Regions from separate parts of the Homo sapiens genome. Here region 2 is linked to region 1. The links are chromatin loops, found by intact Hi-C in ENCODE. Cell type or tissue: thyroid gland. All regions are shown on one strand.

Region 1 (2,500 bases):
GTATGTTATGTGTGTGCTTGTGTGTTATGTGTATGAGTATGTGTGTATGTGTGTTATATGTGTATGTGTGTGTTGTGTGTATGTGTGTGTAGGTTATGTATGTGCTATGGTTGCATGTTATATGTTATGTGTGTGCATATGTGTTATGTGTGTATGAGTATGTGTGTTGTGTGTGTTGTATGTGTGTGTTGTGTGTGTGCATATGTGTTGTGTGTGTTGTGTTTGTGTGTTATGTGTGTGTGTATGGTGTGCGTTATGTGCATGTCTGTTACGTGTGGTGTGTATGTATGTTATGTGTGTGCTATGTGTGTATGTGTATGTTATGTGTGTGCTTGTGTGTTATGTGTGTATGAGTATGTGCATATGTGTGTCATATGTGTATGTGTGTGTTGTGTGTATGTGTGTTGTGTGTGTTCATGCATGTTGTGTTTGTTGTGTTTGTGTGTGCTATGTGTGCGTGTATGTGTGTGTTGTATGTATGTGTGTTATGTGCATGTGTGTTATGTGTGATGTATGTGTGTGTTTTCTAATGGTAGAAATATATTCCAGACACACTGTCCTGGTGTTCCCAAGCACATATTTATGCCAAGTTTATAAAAAGCAGCTGCAGACAGGACTGACTGAAGGCTCACTCTGCTGTCTGGCTTCCAGAAGGTGCATCGGTTCTCACTCTGTCACCAGGACTTGGATTTACCTTTTAAAACCCTCTAACTTTCTGCATCGTGCACCTGAAGGAGACACACCTGTGGCTCAGAGTGAACCAGAACAATGTCCACCTCTTCCCTTCTAAGCTTTCATAGTACACTTTTTATTTGAAACGTGCTTGAATGACGTGTGTTGTGATCATTTTTAGTCCATCAAAGTCCTCAAACAGATACAAAAAGGAAAGTGTTCCAAGGCTCATTTCACAAATATCTGGGTGTCTCAGAGAGGCAGAGTGACTCAAGCACAATCAGCGGTTTTCTGAATCCTTTAGAACATAGGGCAGAGGCCTCTGTGGGTCAGTTGAGGCCAAACTGTCTCTTCATCCACTGGCTCTGGTTTCAGTAAGATGCCCTTTTCCATCAGCCTAAGCCTCTCAGTCCTTCCCCACATACTCCCTGTGGTCTCTCCCACCCCGACCAGTGAGAAGCTCCAGCCTCTACTTTACCTGCCTTTGGTTCGTCCCCCACCCCAACACCCTGAGAAATCCGAGTGGCTGTCATCTCCTGTGCCCAAATCCACACACTCATCTGCCAGTTTTCTCACTGACCTGGGATAGGGACTCCACTTACTTCCCTCCTCCACCATGGGCTTAATAAAGACAATAATAACCTGCTTTGTAGCTCTCCTGGGGGTGACTAATTGGTTAATCTTGGGAAGGCCCTTTGAAGATGAGAAGCCGGTATTACTCACGGGGTTGAAGGCATGCACCTGCCCCAGTCTGGGCCTGAGTCAGCAGAGAATGGCCTCCCACCTGCAAGCAGGCTGGGAGAGCTGGCCGGGGCCTCTGCTCAAGGTCAAGGTTGGCCAACAGAGGGGTGTGGAGCACACACCTGGCACCTGTGGGAGGAAACCAAGAGGCCTTGGCGGCCTGCGCTGGGTGAGCCTTTCCAACTCTGGGAACTGTGCCCCATCAGCATTTGCAAGGTGTAATAAGCCTTCCAGTAACTCTGCCAAGAGGGCAGCACATGTCAGGAATAGCAATCGAGACAGTATTTCCTGGTAATTGTTTGGGGAAAATGCTTTTCTCATAGCAAAGCCCTCCCATTTTCTCCTTCCTCTGGAGGAAGGGGAGCCAGGGGAGGTAAGTAGGGCATAGAGCTGTGGGGCCTGAGATTTAGGATGCAAGCTGTGGGCAGCGGGGCTCTCTTCTTAAACAGCTCATGGGTATCCTCAGCCTGTCTCCTACTCATCTCTCCAAGGAAAAGGAAGTGGCAGCAAGAACTGGGAACCACCTAAATAAATTAAAAATAGAACTACCACATGATCCAGCAATCTTCCTTTTGGTTATATACCCAAAAGAGAGAAAATCACCACCTAGGAGAGGTAGCTGCACTCCCGTGTTCACAACAGGCAAGATAGGGAAGCAACCTAGATGTCCATTATGGACAAATGAGTAAAGAAAATGTGTGCACTCAACAGGAATGGGGAAAGAAAGAATGAAGAAAGAGAGAAAGGAAGGAAAGAGAAGGGAAGGGAGGCAGGCAGGCAGGAAAAGAAAGAGAGAGAAAAAGAGAAAGAAAGAAGAAAGAAAGAAAGAAAGAAAAAGAAAGAAAGAAAAGAAAGAAAGAAAGAGGCTGGGTGCGGTGGCTTATGCCTGTAATCCCAGCACTTTGGGAGGCCGAGGTGGGCGGATCACCTGAGGTTGGGAGTTCGAGACCAGCCTGACCAATATGGAGAAACCCTGTCTCTACTAAAAATACAAAATTAGCCAGACATGGTGGTGCATGCCTGTAATTCCAGCTACTCAGGAAGGCTGAGGCAGGAGAATCGCTTGAACCCGGGAGGCGGAAGTTGC
Region 2 (2,500 bases), 370 kb before region 1:
AGTCCGTTTTCACACTGCTGATAAAGACATACTTGAGACTGGGCAACTTACAAAAGAAAGAGGTTTAATGGACTCACAGTTCCACATGGCTGGGGAGGCCTCATAATCACGGTGGAAGGTGAAAGACACTTCTCACATGGCAGTGGACAAGAGAAGAGAACTTGTGCGGGAAACTCCCCTTTATAAAACCATCAGATCTCGTGAGACTTATTCACTATCACGAGAACAGCACTAGAAAGACCCACCCCCATGATTCAATTACCTCCTACCTGGTCCCTCCCATGACACATGGGAATTGTGGGGGCTATAATTCAGGAAGAGATTTGGGTGGGGACACAGCAAAAACCATATGGTCATGGTATTAGAAGGTGGGGCTTTAGGAGGTGATTAGGTCATGAATGTGGAGCCTTCTTGAATGGGATTAGCACCCTTATAAAAGGGACCCAGAGAACTCCCTCACCCCTTCTATCATGTGACAATGAAGTGAGAAGGCACCACCTATGAACCAGGAAGTGGGTCTTCACCAGACGTTAGATTAGCCAGTACATTTACCTTGGACTTCCCAGCCTGCAGAACAGTGAGAAATACATCTCTGTTGTTTACAAGCTGCCCCCTCTATGTGTTTTGTTATAGCAGCATATATGGACTTAGACTAGCCTTGTTATAATGAGACAATGGTGAGAACCTCTTTTGGAGAGGAAGGTGTGGAAGGCCTGTCTGAGGAGACGACATTTAAGCAGAGATCTGGAAGATACACAGTGAGAATTCCAGGGAAAGAGAGGAGGGAATCATTTGTGCAAAGGACCTGAGGCAAGAGGAAAGACCTGAGGCAGTTCCAGGAAGTGCCAGGAGGCCGATGGTGCTAGAAGGAAGAGGAGCATGGTGAGAGTGAGGTCAGAGATGAGCCAGTAGGGCAGGCATGTGGCCACCAAAGAATGTGAACTCATTCTAAACTCGTTGGGACGTGAACTGGTGACGTGCCTGGAGCTAAGATGGCTCTGGCCCTGTGTGGAGAATGGGTTGAAGGAACACAGACGCAGCAGCAGAACCGGTGAGTTTTGCCTCAGGGAAATTCACATTCAAGGGGACAATCATCTCAGTCTGAAGGGTACCCGGGAGTTTGACAGGTGAAGAGACCTCTTTCAGGCAGAGGGAACAAAATAAGCCACAGTAAGTATGCTTGGACCTGCATAGAAGTAGAAGGAAGATGAGGGGTGACTGAAAGGAAGAGCAGTCAAAGATGAGGCGGGGAAGCAAGCCGACTGGGTGTCAGGAGCAGGCTCAGGGACTTGGGCTTGGCCGGTGAGCAGTCAAGGTGCACAGAGCTGTTCCTGGGTAGCGCCTCTCATGGTGCCGCTGACTCCACCGGGGTGACCGCTGTGCCCGGGGCTGCTGGTCAGGATGCAAAAGCACTTTAGAGTGAAGGTCACCTCAGGCAACAGGCAAAACAGACGGGGCTGAAGTGAGCGCCTTTCGCCACTTGAGCCCTGAAGTGTCCCAGTGCCCTGCACAGTTGCTAGGAGACACCCATGCAAGCAGGGGCTCAGGAGGGGGTACAGGAGGCACCAGGCTCAGGCCTCCCTCAGGCTCCAGTACTTCCTTCTCTGCAAAGCCTCTTTGCCAGCCTCAGGCCTCCCTCAGGCTCCAGTACTTCCTTCTCTGCAAAGCCTCTTTGCCAGCCTCAGGCCTCCAGGGCCTTCTCTGAGCAACTGTTGCTCAGAGAGAATTCAGTTTTGCTCTTATTACCAGCCACCCGGCATGCGGATCTTGCTAGTCACCACTGTCCTCAGATACTGGGCTCAGGCTGGGCCTACACTGGGACGTGGAGCCTGCCCTGCCCAGCCCCACCCCAGCCATCTGTTGGCCTCAGATGATTTGTGTGATGGTGACAGTCAGCCCCAGGGAGTCTTGTCCAGGGCCAGGGGAAATGCAGGGCACCACAGGTTCTGCTCCAGGACAGGCCTGTGCTGAGGGTCTGGGCAGAGGTAGAAGCAACTGCTTTCTAGAAGGCATAAGCGCTCAGCTCAGTATGACCCATAAAGCTGGGATGAGGAACAGCCTCTCATATCTAAGCCAGACACAGCACTGCTCCAGGCCAGTGCCTCAAGGAAGGATGGCCATTGGGCCCCTCCAAGAGGCAGTTTTGAGGAGCCCTGGGTGGGGATCCCCACTCTTCACATACAATAGCATTCATTTGGAGGGCACCAGATACAGGAACAGTGGTGGAGATTTCATGAACAAGCGGCGTCAACAAGGGGCTGCAGGAGAGAGGTGTGTGAACACATATGAACCACCTGCTGGAAGCTCCCAGAATCATATGGGCGGGGCAGTGGGGGAGGGGAGGACTCAGTGGGATGCCATAGGTCCTGGGTCAGTCAACAGGAGCAAGGGTGCTACAGCTATTACCATCACTGTGAGACCTTGGACGAGCTAAGTAAAATGTGCTCCTCTAGAGTTCAGGGACCCCTCACCTTGTACCGACGGCAATGTCACCTCTAAG

Evidence for each region. Peaks named below come from ENCODE experiments on the same cell type or tissue, not always from the same donor. Only the 100,000 strongest peaks of a DNase experiment are listed, where the experiment ranks them.
Region 2: it touches region 1 in a loop (3-fold over the local background); 84 of 110 quality-filtered maps call a loop at or near these places.

What each region holds. Positions count from the first base shown.
Region 1 is chr1:235,078,246-235,080,745 of GRCh38, forward strand. No RefSeq gene overlaps it. Among named protein-coding and RNA genes, the nearest start is that of LINC01348, 9.7 kb to the left of the region's middle. In thyroid gland, a CTCF peak has its summit at 1,513; a DNase peak (open chromatin) is centred at 1,566; H3K27ac peaks cover 2,500 bases.
Region 2 is chr1:234,708,269-234,710,768 of GRCh38, forward strand. It overlaps LOC124904556 (a long non-coding RNA gene), which reads left to right and starts at 1,089. Exons shown (of 2, transcript XR_007066953.1): 1 at 1,089-1,170. RefSeq lists enhancers at 1,149-1,649, 1,650-2,150. In thyroid gland, no CTCF peak of the experiment used is centred here; DNase peaks (open chromatin) are centred at 929, 1,443 and 2,317; H3K27ac peaks cover 2,500 bases.